Regions from separate parts of the Homo sapiens genome. Here region 2 is linked to region 1. A link is a loop called in an ENCODE intact Hi-C map of the cell type or tissue named here. Cell type or tissue: Caco-2. All regions are shown on one strand. Links, peaks and the distances in the headings refer to the core of each region. The heading gives the core; the rest is flanking DNA. Region 1 overlaps LINC01033 (long intergenic non-protein coding RNA 1033). Region 2 overlaps LINC01033 (long intergenic non-protein coding RNA 1033).

Region 1 (5,382 bases), core at 286-5,285:
TAATGACATGTATCGACCACTATAGTATCATTCCATTGTTTATTTTTAAAGGGTATTGTGTTCATCGGTTTTGTGCTGCTGTAACAGAATACCATAGATTGGGTAATTTATAAAGAACAGAAATTTACTTGTCATGGTTTTGGAGCCTGGGAAGTTCAAGAGCAGGGTGCTGGCAGGTTAAGTCTCTGGTTCCAATATGGCAGCTTGTTGCTGCATCCTCTGGAGAGAAAGAACTCTGTGTTCTCACATGGCAGAAGAGCAGAACAGAGAACACACTCCCTCAAGCCCTTTTTATAGTGGCTTTAATTCATTCATGAAGACTCTGTCCTCATGACCTAAACACCTCCCTCAAGGCCCCACCATTTAACACTGTTGCGTTGGGGATTAAGTTTCTAACATGTGTATTTTGAAGGGAACAAAAACATTCAAACCATAGCAGGTACCATATGTATACTTTGTCTTGAGAGTCCTCACTTGCTTTTCAGAATTCAAAAATGGTCTCATTGTTTCTGTGAGTTCACTACCAAGTCCTTTGCACTTGGTCTGACAGTGAGTGACAGCAGAGGCATCTGGGGCTCTGAGATACTCCTCGCACAGCCAGCTTAAGAGCCAGAACTCTGCAGTTGCCTTAGCAACAGCTAAAGTTTCCTGTCCCAGGCTAAAAAGCGTGATATCTCTTCATTTGTAAAAAGTCTATTTTATTCTCTCAATCTGCCTGGGGCATAAATATGCCAGGAATGGAACCCTCAGGGTTGGATTTCCTGTTCTTGATTTTGAAATAGAAGGTAAAATACTCATAGAAGGAGGTAAAAAGGAGGCCTGCACATGTTCTTATACTTGATAGCAGGCTCAAATATTCTAATATAGCCAGAATCTGAGCTAGTCAAAGTCTTAAACTTGCAGACGATTTGATTTTAGACCCAGCATTTTTTTTAATTCATCACAGAGAGAAATAATTCAATGGTCTTCATTTTGCAGAAATGAAGAAACTCTCTATCCCAGCTCTTGCATTTGAGAACTCTAATAGAATTTTGAAAGGGAAAAAAAGTGAAACATCTTTAAATGACTACATATTTGATCATGCCTAATATATCTTAAGTATTATTGAAGAGCTCAGAATATTCTCCAAATGTGAGCTCATTCTAGCCTAAAACACTTAGGAAGCCCATCAGCCTTGAATTAGACAATAGAAATTCTCTCCATTTCAACTCTCTTCTCTAATTGAAGCTTCCGTTTAAGCCCAAAGAGTTGCAATTTCTTTGTCTCTCCCTCCAGGTTCTCCAGACCATCGCTTATCCCAAAGCCTACATTTCTGCCTGTCTGAGACACAGGTATATAAATAATATTTAATCTTTCTTCCTTCCCTTGACGTGTTGACTGAAAGCTGAAACAAAAGGCATTATAATGTTAAAAATGTAAAGTTAATTTCACCTTAGCCAAGTTTGAGGACAAATAGCCCCTGAAAACACTGACTTAGCACAAACCGATAATGAGTCTCAGAGTGGGTTACATGAGGCACGGTATTCATGTGTTCCATTACATAGAAAATGAGAGAAAGGGGTAATAAAGTAAAGGTGACATTCTCACAATTCTGATTGGTGCTCAGAGACATTGTACATAAGATAAAGCAACAGTCTGGTTAAGTTATATAGGGTAAAAGGTTAGCAAGTATGTGGGCATCTTAGGGTCTGGAGAGGGATGATTGATTTTATCCTGCCTTTATGCTATATCTGATAGATAGGGTTGTATTATAATTCGTACATATCAGTGAAATATTTGACAGACTGCAGCCTTGCTGGTGAGGGTTCAGCTTTAATTCATAGGCCTAGTTTCTATTGTCTATGTCCAATCTGCAGCCATCTTAGACCACTTTTAAATATATTTTTCTTTCAGATTTTCCTTTTTCTGAAGAGTTAAGTACCTAGCTTCTAACAAACATCCACCAGATTTTATTTTAGAACTTGGAGAATAACTGAATTTCTTGAAGCAACATGATTCACATACTTCTACCGTCCTATAAGTTCAAATCACTGGGGGTGGCCACCGCCCAAGTGGTTATATGCACCTAGGCTTGGCAGGAAGTCAGGCAAAAGAGAGCATTTGGTACTAAGTAAATCCAGCAGCCTCAACCCAATTGCAACATCCACATCAGGAGGTCAGACATGCTCCTGCCCATCCTTTGGTATCAAGGGAGGCAAAGTATAAAGACTAAAAAAAGTAAATAGTATGCTCTTTCATCTTTCCCCTAGCAGAGGATGGCGGGAGGTTCTGGCACGGTGGAGAATAACCTCAGAAGTGCACCAGCGGGCGGTAGCAACGGCCGCACTGAAGCAGGTTAAGCACCCTGAGAAAAGTGGTAACATCTAGAGCAGGCTCTGCTCCCTGGCCTCACACCTCCATCCTACTCTGAGATAAAAAAAACTCCTCATCAGTTATCTTTTGGGGCTTTATACATAATAGATGTCCAATAAAGAATTCAATGACATGAAGGATCCCACATTGAGGAAAGAGCAGAGAAAACATGGCTGTAGCCTTTGTGAAATTAAATAATTCAAACTTAAAATAATTCAAACTTAAAGCTGTTTGAAATTGAAGTTATCCTGAGCCTTGAGAGGAATGTGGCTATGCAGCTTAAGTCACATGGCATGCAGCTGCAACTTCTGCCTTTTTTATTTTCTGTAAATAATTAAGAACAAAGTTCCCCAGAGATAAGACTCCCTCAGCTCACTACTCTTCCTCTTGGAGTAATAAAGCAATCTTCCTTAGAATGTAGCAGTTCGTAACCAATCAAATCACTGTGATGTGTGTGTGCACTGGTCGTGTATGGAAAATGTTGCCATGCTGCTGAAATTTAACTTCTCTACTTTGGAATGCTTGTTGCATTCATTTGGAGTCAATGTCTCTGGGTGGCTATCCTCAAACTTTGCACTCGAATAAACTCTATACTTAATATATTTTTTGAATCTCATTATTTAAGGTTGACACCTTTAAGGAACTTCTAAGTTTGTTTCTGGCTTGTTTATTTCTCAACACATACACACCATGGTTGGAGTACCGGCAAGGAACTATTGGGAGGGAGGTTTGACTAATTCTAGGGAGTAGAAAGGACAGACTCAGTGAGAAAAGCTTCACAGAGGTGATGTGCAAATTGAGATTACAGGGAGGAGTACAAAATGGTTAGGTTGGACAAAGGAGCAGGAGAGGCATTCTACCCAAAAGAAACAGACCTAGCAAAGGCACAGAGACCTTGGGTTATTCCTCAGGGAATAGGGAAGGACTTTACGTACTGACAGGCCTAGAAAGAAAGGATTCAGCTGGACTGGGAAAGCTTTGATTACCAAAAAGCCAAGATGAAGAACTCAAATGTCTCAGGAAACACAGCAGAAAACAAAGTGGTGCTGTTGCATAACATGTGGAGAACATTAGCACATTGTTTAAGGGCAATGAGTTTAAATTTCAGAATACCAAACTAGTCAGTCAAATACTTCTGCAGACCATACAGCTTGCTTCCTTCTCCATTCATATAGGGGTACAGGCTCAGAAGATAAGGGGACCCTGACTTCTAGGATACAGATGGGGCATCAAGAGATGCCATATCTGGGCTGGGCACAGTGACTCACACCTGTAATCCCAGCACTTTGGGAGGCTGAGGTGGGTGAATAATTTGAGGTCAGGAGTTCAAGACCATCCTGGCCAACATGGTGAAACCTTGTCTCTACTAAAAATACAAAATTAGCCCAGGCATAACGGTGCACGCCTGTAATCCCAGCTACTTAGGAGGCTGAGGTGGGAGAATCAAACCCAGGAGGCGAAAGATGCAATGAGTTGAGATTGCACCACTGCACTCCAGCCTGAGTGACAGAGTAACACTCTGTCTCAAAATAAAAGAGATACCACATCAAAGTTAACAAGAACATGTCTGAATAGGGAAAACCATTCAGGCACCAACACAACCTATGCTGAGGCTGGGAGGCAACTAGCAGACTAAGGACCTCAGCGACTTTCAGATTCCATACAGCAAGCAACTGTGAAATCTAACATTCCTTATTCTTGAAAATCATAGCACACCAGGTGTATCACAGGGTGATGACCAATGTTCCCAAATCAAGTAGGAGGAGAGATTTAGCCCATCATTTTTTATCATAAACTTCAGATCCTTCTCCGTGATAACTTTTAAAATTTTCCTTTTTTTTTTCCATGATCTGTGTTGCTGTATTAGATCAGCCTCCAAAACCCTGATTTATAAGCTTATTAGTTATGTACATTAGTCAGTGTTTGTTGTGTAACAATCACCCCTTAAATCTCAGTGGCTTACAACAACAAATACGATCTTCTTGTCCTCAGATCTGTGTGTCAGCTGTGGTTCTGATGAGTTCCGTTGGACTTGGCTTCCCACAGTAGGTTGAGTTCAAGCCTTTTCTGAATGCTTCTTTAATCTGGGAGCGAGTCTCAAGAACCCATTTCTAATTGAGCATATTCTGGAGCCATTGCTTTCTGAGGCATGCTCTTCTGATGGCAGAGCATAGGAGCTCAATAGGCAAGTGAAACTTTTTTTTTTTTGATTTTTTTTTTTTTTTGGTTTTCTTTTTTTTTTTAAATTGATCATTCTTGGGTGTTTCTCCCAGAGGGGGATTCGGCAGGGCCACAGGACAATAGTGGAGGGAAGGTCAGCAGACAAACAAGTGAACAAAGGTCTCTGGTTCTCCTAGGCAGAGGACCCTGCGGCCTTCCGCAGTGTTTGTGTCCCTGGGTACTTGAGATTAGGGAGTGGTGATGACTCTTAACGAGCATGCTGCCTTCAAGCATCTGTTTAACAAAGCACATCTTGCACCGCCCTTAATCCATTCAACCCTGAGTGGACACAGCACATGTTTCAGAGAGCACAGGGTTGGGGGTAAGGTCATAGATCAACAGGATCCCAAGGCAGAAGAATTTTTCTTAGTACAGAACAAAATGAAAAGTCTCCCATGTCTACTTCTTTCCACACAGACACAGCAACCATCCGATTTCTCAATCTTTTCCCCACCTTTCCCCCTTTTCTATTCCACAAAACCGCCATTGTCATCATGGCCCATTCTCAATGAGCTGTTGGGTACACCTCCCAGATGGGGTGGTGGCCTGGCAGAGGGGCTCCTCACTTCCCAGAAGGGGCCGCCGGGCAGAGGCGCCCCCCACCTCCCGGACGGGGCGGCTGGCCGGGTGGGGGCTGACCCCCCATCTCCCTCCCGGACAGGGTGGCTGCCGGGCGGAGATGCTCCCCACCTCCCAGACGGGGCGGCTGCCGGGCGGAGGGGCTCCTCACTTCTCAGTTGGGGCGGCTGCCGGGCAGAGGGGCTCCTCACCTCCCAGATGGGGCGGCTGCCGGGCGGAGGGGCTCCTCAC
Region 2 (5,382 bases), core at 128-5,127, 54 kb after region 1:
TAATAATGCTGGAGGTAGAGATATGGTCAAGATGTTTAATCAAAGTGAATGGAATTAGGAAGTAAGCCATCCCTATTTTTCCTAGGATTGTATTACTTAGGCTTAGCTTGCTCTGCTTTTAAAGTCACCTTGGTTCTAAAACATACAGGATAACAGAAACTAGAATTTAATATGGAAACAACCATCCTATGATAAAACAAACTAGGTTTGCTATACACCAATCAAGGGCTTAGGGGAGAAATCAGAACTTAGAGTGGGTGGAAGCAATGAATATGGAGTACCATTTCCTAGTCTCCTCATGAAAAATGGGCCACCAGTGTTTGATGCCAAGAAGCTGATTGTTACTTAAACTCTATCTTCCTGGAGAACTTACAAAAGTAGTATGTTTTAATTGCAGACAATTTGGAGGATGCTAACAAGCTTAAAATTTTTTTAAATTAAGGATCACACCCAAATATAACCATCATGTTTATGTTGTCGGCTGGAAGTACCAGTCCCTTTTAAAGGTTTTTCACAGAAAACTGTGCAATACAGATGGAGACTAACTTAGCAGATCTAAGGAGAATGGAGATTGGGCAGGAAGGTTTCAGGGTCCATGAACTGTATGATAGTGACTCTCCTACAATCCATAGACTCTTTAGAGCAGGTCCTGATAGTGACCCAATGGTGGGGCCATCTCACATGCAGACCTGCCTCAATAGCCTTGTGCTCTAATTCCATACCTTGCAAATCTGGGGCCCTGCATTTTGGCATCTTATGGCAGACAAATGATGCTAGTAGGAAATAGTAGAAATCCCAACTCTCCCTTGTCTCTACCTTCTCCAGACCAGGCAATACTTTGGCAGTGAGTCCTACCAAACTCAGTATAAGCTTCTAAGATGCCAAAGAAAAACAGCACTGACTTTCCATTCAGTGGTCATTCACTGTCCATTCAGCCAACAGCTCCAGCCACTGGCCAGACCCAAGGGTCTCCTACAGGCCTGATGCATGTAAAACTGAGACAGAATTTGCAGCAGATAGAAGAAATCATGATTCCAAATGACATATGCTGGAAAGGGCAAATGACGGTGTTACTACATCTGAAGGACAAACTAACACTAAGAGATTTCACCATGATATGGCCCCAACTTCCCTTAGGAGGGAGAAAGGGAGCAGAGCATGTCAGAATCTATACAGTTACACAATGAGACCACTGGAACGCCTCACCGACAATACCTTTACTCTGACAAAGGGTGGCTGAGAAGTTCTTCCGCTAGTTGCTCCAGTAGACGTCTACTCCCAATGACTGAAGCATGGATGGGGAGGAGCGCAAAGTGGCAGAGTTATGTTGTTGGTGTGTTGGTGTTGGTGGTGGGCGGGGGGTGGGGGGGGGGCAGTTCTACATAATAGCAGGGCTTTAGGAGTAGGGTAGGGCAGTGGCTAACACATTCCTTGCCCCTTCTAGGAGGCAAGTAGCTAGAATTGGTAACCTTAGAAACTCAGCCTTAAAAACTCCTGACATTCCCCAGATGTCCCCATTCCCTAGCTCAAGACAAGACTCCTTAGTCACCGGTGGTGCTGAAGACACAAGGAAGTTGCATGAACAAGTAGCCCAGATGTCTATGGCTGCAGCATAGCCTCGTTCCTCTTAACCTGCATCTAAAGCTTCATGAGGATTGTCTGTGGCTAGTTGACCAAAGACGAAAAAAAATTAGAAAATTCGGCATGATTTGCCACCAACACCCAAAAGTAGATGACTGCAGCACTACAGCCCTATCCCAGGGTGGCTCTGAAGGATAGTATTTAAAGAAAATCTTCCTCCCAGTGGGCAGAACTTTGAGCAGTACGTCTGTTTGCCCATTTCATCCAGAAAAAGGGATGGCTAGAGGTCCACATTCATCATGAGCAATAGCTAATGGTTTAGGTGCATAGTCAGGGACTGAAAAGAAACATGATCAGAAAATTTCTGACCAAAGAGGTCTGGGAATCTAGTATGTGACTAAATGGCGTTCACACAGAGTGTGAAGATATTTCTGTCTCATGTCAATGCTCCCTGAAAAGCAAGCTCAGAAAAAGAGTATTGTAATAATCAGGTGGACAAGCTGACCTGTTCTGTGGGTGTCAGTCAGCCTTTTCCAACAGCCATTCTTTGCCTTGCCTAGTGAGTGCTGAACCATGATAGGAATGAAGTTTCTGTATGGGCTCACAATATGGATTTTCTTCTACCAAGGCTGATCCAGCTATAGCTGCTGTTGAATGCTCAATCTCCCAACAGCAAAGTCCAACAGTGAACCCCTGATATGGCACCATTCCCAGGCCAGGTGTGAAGATGGAGAAAACCAGCTAGCCACCTGGTGGCAGATTGATTATGCTGGACCACTTCCATTATAGAAGTGGCAGCTCTTTGTTCCCAGTGGAATAGATACTCACCCTGGATAGGGATTTGCCTTCCCTGCCTACAGTGCTTTTATCAAAACTGCCATCTGTAGACTTACGAAATGCCTTACTCACCTTCATGGTATTCAGCACAGCATTGCTTCTGACCAAGAAATTTGTTTTATAGCACATAACATATGCTAATGTGCTCATGGTCTTGGAATTCATTGGTCTTATCATGTTTCCCATCACCCTGAAGCAAGTGGCCTGAAAGAATGATTGAATGGCCACTGAAGACTCGGTTATGACAATAGCTGCATGGCAGCACCTTGTAGGGCTGGAGGAATATCCTCCAGGATGCAGTATATAGTCTAAGCCAGATTGTGCTATTTCTCCCTTAGCCAGAACTTGGGGAATCAAGGGTTGGAAATAGGAATGGCTCATCTTATCTTTGGTGATTCACTGGCAAAAATTTGCTTCCTGACTTCATAACTTTATACTGTGCTAATCTAGGGTTCTTAATTCCCAAGGGAGGGATGTTTCTACCAAGAACACAGAAAATGTTCCATTAAATTAGAAGTTGCGACTACAGCTTGGTGACTTTGTATTCCTCATGCAAGTTAATCATCAGGCAAAAGAGGGGGTTATTCTACTGACTAGGATGATTGATCCTGTCTATCCAGTGGAATTAGGTCATTCACAACTACAGAATGGAGAGAAGGAAGAGTATGTCAGAAATGCAGATTTCCTGTAGCATATTTTTGTATTCCATATTGTTATGGATTGAACTATTTTTTTCCAAAGAGATATGTTGAAGTCCTAACCCCTGGTACCTGTGAATATAACCTTATATGGAAATAGGGTCTTTGCTGATATAATCAAGATGAGGTCATATGCAATTAGGGTGGGACCTAATCCAATATGACTGATATCTTTATAAGAAGAGAAGAGGCCAGGCGCGGTGGCTCAAGCTTGTAATCCCAGCACATTGGGAGGCTGAGGCAGGTGGATCACTTGAGGCCAGGAGTTTGAGACCAGCCTGGCCAACATGATGAAACCCCATCTATATTATAAATACAAAAATCAGCCAGATATGGTGGCGTACACCTATGGTCCCAGCTACTTGAGAGGCTGAGGCATGAGAATCGCTTGAACTCAGGAGATGGAGGTTGCAGTGAGCTGAGATTGTTCCACTGCACTCCAGCCTGGGTGACAGAGTGAGACTCTGTCTCAAAATAAGAAAATAAGAAAAAAGAAAAGAGGAGACGAAGAGACACAGAAGGAAGATGGAAGATGTCCATGTGACAGCAGAGGCAGAGTGGATTTATGCTACCACAAGCCAAGGAATGCCGAGGATTATCGGCATCCGCTAGACACCAGGAGAGAGGGAGAACAGATTTTTTTTCCCTCTGAGCCCCCAAGAAAGAACCAACCCTATTGACATTTTTATTTCAAACATATATCCTCCTAAACGGTGAGAGAATAAGTTTCTGTTGTGTTAAGCCACCCAGTTTGTGGTAATTTGTATAGCACCGCAAGGAAAGTAATAGATATATCCTGAGATTAATATTCATAGGAAATTCCAAAACCCAATTTAGGTAGGGCAGCAAGTGGCTCAGATCCTTCAGGAATGTGAAGGGATTGGGTCACCCCAATAAGCAAAGATCTAGGACAAGATTAAACATTGTCGAGGGAAAAGAGAATATAAAATAGATATAGTCAAAAAACCAAACCACATAATGGCTGCAGAAACAAGGACAATAATAGTTATGAGTATTTTTCTACCTAATTTTGGTATGAGTGTATCTATATATGTAGTAAATGTTTCTTCCCTTCTCCCATTCCCCTACTTCTGATATAATAGTCATTACTTTTATATCTCAGTATAAGTTACAGGATATCAATGGGGAGTACGACTCAGCTAAAAGAAGAATGAACAAATTTGCTGTCCTAGAAAAATGTTTTCCAGAATTCCCATATCTTTATGCTTCTGAGTTAGCAGTGACCATAGGAGAAATATGTAGAAGGTTTATAAATTAGAAGGGGGGTTGCAGCCCTATTGTTTTATACTGTGAAAGTCAATGTAGGAGGCCAGACGCGGTGGCTCATGCCTGTAATCCAGCACTTTGGGAGGCCGAGGTGAGTGGATCATCCGAGGTCAGGTGTTCCAGACCAGCCTGGCCAACATGGTGAAACCCCATCTCTACAAAAATACAAAAATTAGCCGGGCATGATGGCGGGTGCCTGTAATCCCATTTACTCGGGAGGCTGAGGCAGGAGAATCGCTTGAACCCGGGAGGTGGAGGTTGCAGTGAGCCAAGATTGTGCCATTGCACTCCAGCCTGGGCAACAGAGTGAGACTCTGTCTCAAAAAAGAAAAAGAAAAAGAAAGTCAATGTAGGATGCCAGGCATCCTGTACACACTGTGGTGACAAGCTGCTCACGTTGTCTACATAAGGCAGCACTTGGGCCCACACTTCTGGTACCAGAATTCCTTCAGCTTCACCTAATCCTAGGCCAAAAGCATGGGCTATTCTATGGCAAAAGGTGCCAACTTCTTCTGCAAGTGACCTGCAGCATCAAAGGTAGAGACAGTCTGAGACTGATGTGGATTCCAGTTCATCCTCACAGTTCCAGCTCATTCTCAGGAGTTTTAAGTTCATCTTTACTTTTCTTCCCACTTGGTCTGGCTGACTTAGAACAACTTCTGGCTCAACACCTAATGCAGAGACAGCAGCCTTGCATAGTCCCTTCCATTGGTAAAACTGTGTAAGGTCTTAGCCCTATAATAAATCCCTTTTTCTATATAGTTGTAACAGTGTTTAGCCTGTTTAGGAATGTTTGATACGCTTATTCAAGTCTATAATTTGCAAATTCTTAAAATAAAAATGAATTTGACTTATAGCTTCCCTTCAAAAACTAAGTTGTTTTATGATGTCTCATACCATTTAAAAATATTCCTTCTTAATAAAAGTTTCAGGCATAAAGTTACATACCTAAACCCTTAGGAAAAAAAATGTACCCATG

What was found. A loop is a pair of places that touch in the nucleus more often than their neighbours do. Peaks named below come from ENCODE experiments on the same cell type or tissue, not always from the same donor. Only the 100,000 strongest peaks of a DNase experiment are listed, where the experiment ranks them.
Region 2: a loop joins it to region 1, with 6 times the contacts of the local background. A loop is called at or near these places in 4 of 110 quality-filtered maps.

What each region holds. Positions count from the first base shown.
Region 1 is chr5:54,381,445-54,386,826 of GRCh38, reverse strand. All of the region lies in intron 1 of LINC01033 (long intergenic non-protein coding RNA 1033), which reads right to left. Among named protein-coding and RNA genes, the nearest start is that of LINC01033, 63 kb to the right of the region's middle. In Caco-2, for the core only: no CTCF peak of the experiment used is centred there; DNase peaks (open chromatin) are centred at 2,236 and 2,715.
Region 2 is chr5:54,327,304-54,332,685 of GRCh38, reverse strand. The region is part of intron 1 of LINC01033 (long intergenic non-protein coding RNA 1033); the gene reads right to left. Among named protein-coding and RNA genes, the nearest start is that of LINC01033, 9.1 kb to the right of the region's middle. In Caco-2, for the core only: CTCF peaks have their summits at 2,110 and 2,311; a DNase peak (open chromatin) is centred at 2,445.